Linked DNA regions of Homo sapiens: region 1 is linked to region 2. The links are chromatin loops, found by intact Hi-C in ENCODE. Cell type or tissue: dorsolateral prefrontal cortex. All regions are shown on one strand. Links, peaks and the distances in the headings refer to the core of each region. The heading gives the core; the rest is flanking DNA. Region 1 overlaps L3MBTL3 (L3MBTL histone methyl-lysine binding protein 3). Region 2 overlaps EPB41L2 (erythrocyte membrane protein band 4.1 like 2).

Evidence for each region. Peaks named below come from ENCODE experiments on the same cell type or tissue, not always from the same donor. Only the 100,000 strongest peaks of a DNase experiment are listed, where the experiment ranks them.
Region 1: it touches region 2 in a loop (4-fold over the local background); 5 of 110 quality-filtered maps call a loop at or near these places.

What each region holds. Positions count from the first base shown.
Region 1 is chr6:130,046,360-130,049,281 of GRCh38, reverse strand. All of the region lies in intron 3 of L3MBTL3 (L3MBTL histone methyl-lysine binding protein 3), which reads right to left. Among named protein-coding and RNA genes, the nearest start is that of L3MBTL3, 29 kb to the right of the region's middle. In dorsolateral prefrontal cortex, for the core only: a CTCF peak has its summit at 1,494 (motif pointing left); no DNase peak of the experiment used is centred there.
Region 2 is chr6:130,870,824-130,873,745 of GRCh38, reverse strand. The region is part of intron 14 of EPB41L2 (erythrocyte membrane protein band 4.1 like 2); the gene reads left to right. Among named protein-coding and RNA genes, the nearest start is that of SMLR1, 45 kb to the right of the region's middle. In dorsolateral prefrontal cortex, for the core only: a CTCF peak has its summit at 1,293 (motif pointing right); a DNase peak (open chromatin) is centred at 1,305; H3K27ac peaks cover 291 bases.

The DNA.
Region 1 (2,922 bases), core at 309-2,808, 820 kb after region 2:
CTAGCAACAACACAGCAGAAAGGCAAAATTTAAAAAGTGCTCAGGAAAGTCATTAATTATTTAATGGCTGACACATATAGTCTTCAAGCAAATTAATTACATGGTAAAAGTTAATTTAGACAATTATATCCTGATACACCTCCCACCAATACTAAGACCTTTGCATTTTACTAATTTTGGAATTCAAGGAAGGAGAACAGAACAAAGCAGCAAGGTCTGTTGAAGGATACCAATGACCCTGCTCTGCCCTGTCCTATAGAGCTGGCAGCTTACTTGATAGGCTATCATTTCAAACACACTTTGTGTGTGTATGTGTGTGTGTGTGTGTGTGTGTGTGTGTTTTAACTAAGACTTATTTTTTCTTACGTCGTATTTTTTATTTAAAAATCACGTTTAGTAAAAGGAGAATTACTCTTTTCCCAGGAATCAACTTGTCTTGCCCAGGCTCACCCAGTTCAGAGAGAAGGAATATCCCTATGCCAGAAATAATGGCCTGAACATCCTTCTCCTTACAATCCAAGAAGTGAGCACAGAAGGCTGAAGCCTGAACCACATAACCCCAGTGCCACATTTCCTCTTTCTTTCACTGCTCTTTAGAATTCTGCATTATCTTCACTTGTAGCCCTCTAAAATAACTGGAAATTTCTCTGGGACCTGAACAAGTAGTCTACTAGCTACATGCTGATTTTATCACTAAAAAGCAACAGCATCTTGATTTCATGGACATTCCATTCCAAATACTGAAAATTTCCTTTCACCTGACAGCACACTTCAAATAAAGTATGTTTCTACAACAACCTGGTTGTACTGTGTGTGTGTGTTGAAGGCTTACCTACGTGTGGAGACCTTGTTCTCTCTGAAACAGTGAGGTTTACTCACACATTCATGGGTTTCAAGCAGTTTTCTGTATTCCTTCTGTTTTTCCATAAAACAGAATAACATTAGGGACCCACTAATTTTAGCAGGTGATGAAAAAGCTAGAAAGCTCAAAATTCAAAAGGATAGTAAGATGTTTCAGATCTTTCACAGAAATTATGAGCAAATTATGAGTATTTAAGCAAGGCCCTCCATTTGCCAATCCGAAAAAATCGATTTAGTCAACACGCCAATAGAATTATTTATTTTACTAAACTACATTCTAAACTGCAAGTTGGAAAACTCTTCAACAAAAAGTATCAATAATTATTCTTTCTATCAGGTGAAAACAGCACCTTAAACAATGTTCTATGCATAGTCCACAATTATTAAATGGTTTCTAGACTAAACGTGTGGAAATGGTTAAGGAATGTGAGAATGTCTTCGAACCCTACTATGTATTCCAGATACCAGTTCCCAGGTAATATGTGAGTACTATACCAAGTGTGTATACCAAAATGTCAATGTAGGAAGAGGTAAAAGTTTATTTAGAAGGAAAAGAGCTAAAAATAACTTTACTTTTAGAAAAAGAAATCTTTAAAAAAATGTTTTTAATGATCACTTTGAAGACAGAATATTTCAAAATAAGGCTGACAGTACCATCTGCTGGGCAAGAGCAGAAAAAACAAACTACCATGATAATTATTAATTAATGATATTAAAGAATGTGATAAAAAATCAATTTGAATTAAAATTCAAAAACAATAGGCACAAGCTTGACAATGCACTTCAGGTAATTTTACTTTTATCATATGTCACTGATGTTAATTTATGCTTATTTGACAAATACAAAATGTAAGAAATAGCATCAAACATTTACATTAAACAGAAAGTCTCCCATGGCTTAAGTTTTCAAATTGCTGTAAAACAGCAAACCACCCTCCATTTCAAAGACTGAGAAAGAAAACATCACTGAGTGAAATCTTCAAGTCAGAACTCAGAACTATGACACCTGGAAGCTTCAGGTTCAAATACTTTCAAAGTTAAAAGGAACGATTCCCACGATGCAACCTTCAATCCCAGTCAGCTTTTCTTTCTCCTAAAATGTATTGCCAGTAACTGACCTACAGTCTAAGTACAAAGTAAAGATGCAATGTCACTTCGGGGCACAGTTCACTCTTGTAAGCCAGAGATCCACAGATGGACTTTGAGGGTTGATTAATCCCATAAAATATATGCAAAATTATGATATGTGCATATACAGCTTTCTGGGGACAAGATTCATAGTTTTCAAGGCATACTATAAGCCTGAAAAAAAAATAAAGAATACCTGCTCTTATCAAAGTTGCTTATCTCAAAAATTAAATACCTCAAAACATTTTCAAAATATTCTGTCATATGCAAAAACATACAGGGATCAAATTTTTCTCTGATTTCTCAATTTGGGCTTACTGTGTCTTCCACAACATTGCTATGATAGAAAATGTTAGACCACAAAGGTTGATAGGTCCTGCTAACATTACTGAAGTCCTACAGACAGAATTCCAGAAAGACTGATACATTTCCTAACACTATGTTTTCCAATAAAACACCCAGGTTCTGAAATTAGTGATGCTTTTACAAATGGTTTTGGAATGATGGAAATTTCACCTTTGTTTATATTTCTTTAAATCATTAGTTCTTTTAACCTAGAGAGCTAAAATATGTAAAAAACTTGCCACGTGGCTCCACTCTACAACCAAGAAAGTCAAAATTATAAACTTTACAAAAGGGATTTACTATTAAGCAAACAAAACACATCTGCTAACTTTTTCTGCATGTGGATATATCCAGGTCAATCAGAAAAAAATTATGCCTGAAATATATAAGGGACTGCACATGTTTTGTTTGGCTTGAACTACCTTTAATTGATTCAACTCTCTTTTTTATTTTTGATTGTAGAGTCAAAGGATCTTTTGCCTATATTTGCCTGATTTAATAATAAATCATTAGAAGATACTGTTGAGGTTATTTTCATTTTATTACCTTCAATGCTGAGATTTGAATCGACTTACCAGTGTGTTTTAA
Region 2 (2,922 bases), core at 109-2,608:
GCCTGTATTCCCAGCACTTTGGGAGGCCGAGGAGGATAGATCACCTGAAGTCAGGAGTTAGAGACCAGCCTGGCCAACATGGCAAAACCCCGTCTCTACTAAAAATATAAAAATTAGCTGGGCATGGTGCTGCACGCCTATAATCCCAGCTACTGGGGAGGCTGAGGCAGGAAAATCACTTAAACCTGGGAGGTAGAGGTTGCAGTGAGCCGAGATCGCGGCACACTGCACTCCAGCCTGAGTGACAGAGCGAGACTCCGTCTCAAAAAAAAAAAAAAACCTGAATAGTGGGGTTTATTAGGAATTATTCTCACACTTCTGACATGAGGGGGTGCTTCATGATGACTCTTGAATATTGACATTTCAAGTTTCTAAGGACAGTTCTGCTGTCCCTCAGGCAGGTTGGGAGCCATTGTTTAAGAGCCAGACACAGCAAAGTTAAATTTGCTTTAATGGTTTAATTTAGGGAGAAATAATTTTCACGTTGCTCATTGAGCTTTCAACTCTGAGTTTGTCTTCCTATTTTGAATTGTTTTTCTTTACCTGTTTCTTTTTGCAAAAAAAGGGGACAGGGTAATTTACTCTGTGGCATATTTAGCACGCCTGAGGGAATGAATGTGGGCTGCTGTCAGAATGTTTGTTGTACAGAGAGTTAAGGTGGTATTGAGGAGGGAGATTGTAGGAGTTGGAGTGGTGAGGGAAGGCCTTACAGAAAATGCAGACTATGAAGTGGGCCTCAGGGAGGTTAGAAAACTGGAAAGGCCCAGAATGTGCAGATAAGGGCAAAGAAGGGCCTTGGAGGCAGGAGAGGGAGGACTGCCCAAGCTGTAACACAGGAATAAGCATTTCAAGTGTAGGGGCCACTGAAGAGGCCATTCCGTGCAGAGAAAGGCCAAGGAACTACCTCAAGAATATATGAAATGGCGTTTGGGTGGGTCGGTTGTGCTCAGTTGGTGATCAGCCAAGCAGTTTTCACTGGTTTCTGGAGGTCGCAACTATCAAAGATTCTCAAGCAGGGTGGAAAAGCTGGCGCTCACAAACCTCTTCATAAGCCTGCTCCAGAATCTGTCAGAATTCTCATCTTTTCTTTCATTTTATGCTGTTCTGTTGTTCTTTCTTGTGTAACCTTTCCTTTCTTCCAATAGGTCACTGCTGTCTGTTCTGACTTATTGCTAATTCTTTGCTCTTCCTTTTCTGACCTCTCTAGAGCCTAGAAGAGGAGATAACATCAATTTTGTTTAGTGAAAAGGGCTTTTCTGATAGCATGAAAGCCACCTTCACTTCAGCCACCACTTGGACAGCAGAGGGCGCTGTTGTGAGCGCTAATGCACCTTCTGAAAAGCTTTCTTCCTCGCCCTTCTCACACTTGCTTGAGGTGCATTTTACTTTGTTTCCCCTGTTACTAAAAGCCACATATGAGAGAGATTTTCATTTTTTTAAATATTCAGGCACCATTCCCTCCAGTGCTTTCATTGGTGAAATTAATTCTTCCTGGGAGAAACATTCAAGAAACAATGACTGAATTGGAACATGAAGAAAAGATATAGATTGGATGTTTCTCCTGCTTCTTTGGTCAAAGAAAAAAAAAATCTGCCTAAATTCAGAGAATAATTTAAATCATTAAGTTCCAGAGTCTGGGCTGTTAAGCAGAGGGAAACCCTCAACCAGATATGCTTTGCAGAGTTGACATTTTCAAAACCCCAAATTTCAGGCATCCTCTGATGGCATGTTATTTTTAAAATTCTGTTTATATGGAAAAAATCTGAAGTGCCTCCCATGCTCCATGACATAATTGCTTTTGAATGACCCTAAGGAATTCCCTGAACTTGGGCAGAACCTATCCAGCTAATTGAGGTTAAGATATAACAATAATAATAATTCACTGATCTATAATAATAATGAAATGTGTGTTTCAGAAATGTTCTGGTCACTGGATATGTTTATTATATGTAGTCATGGTTAAATTTTACCTGCTTATCAAAATAGATTGAGAGTTTTTTCAGTTTAATATCTAGAAACCTCTGAGTTTTCAATAAAACTGGAAAGATAGCTGTCTTCTGTTAGTAATGTGATTTACATGGTATTAATTTGGGTCAATGAAACCATGCCCTTACCATGTGTTTAAGAATAATAGGGCAGGTCCAAGAGAGTTTGTGAGTAGACGTTGACAGTGCTGCAGAGACGTGTGTGTGTGATGTTAGGATCTTCAGCTCATGGTTGTCCAAGTGTCTGGGAGAGATGAACTCAGCCCTGCTGTCTATTAGAGGCTCCAGTCCAGTTAGTACCTTGGCAGCTTCACAACAATATCCAGAGGGCTCAGTGGTGTGGTGCCCTTCTCCATCCAGAATGGAGTCACTTTCGTGAATAAATAGGGCTCCTGGCTCTAGCTGAATTATTTTTAAGTTAGATCATAGGCAGTAGTACCACCTAGAAGTCAAAAAGTTGGCCATGCTTGAGTTATATCATTGTAAAGCAGACTTTTTGTAAGTGTGAGAAAAATGTGAAGCTTTAAAAACCCCTCTGTACAAAAAGGTTTCCACCCTAGTTAATAATATCATAACATAGTAATTTGTTCCTAATGTATTAAGTCAACAGATATTTATTGAACATTTAGGTGCTATATTACTCAACTGGAGTAAATTACTTTACTCCCAAGAAGTAGATGTCTGAAGGGGATAGGAGTGAACATGTCAAATAATAAACTTGACTGAGTTTAGATTTCAAAGATGCTAGTAGAGGAGCTAAATTGTAAAAGGAAACACTTGGAGTCACCATTGACACCCACCCTATTGTATAATATAGCCTTTGCCAACCTATGATACGAATTGGAAAGTTAATAACCATTTCTGGAATGAACATTTTCATGTTAATAGCCTTCTGAGGCTAACTATAATTTTGCCAATTAAAACTTTTTTTTTTTTT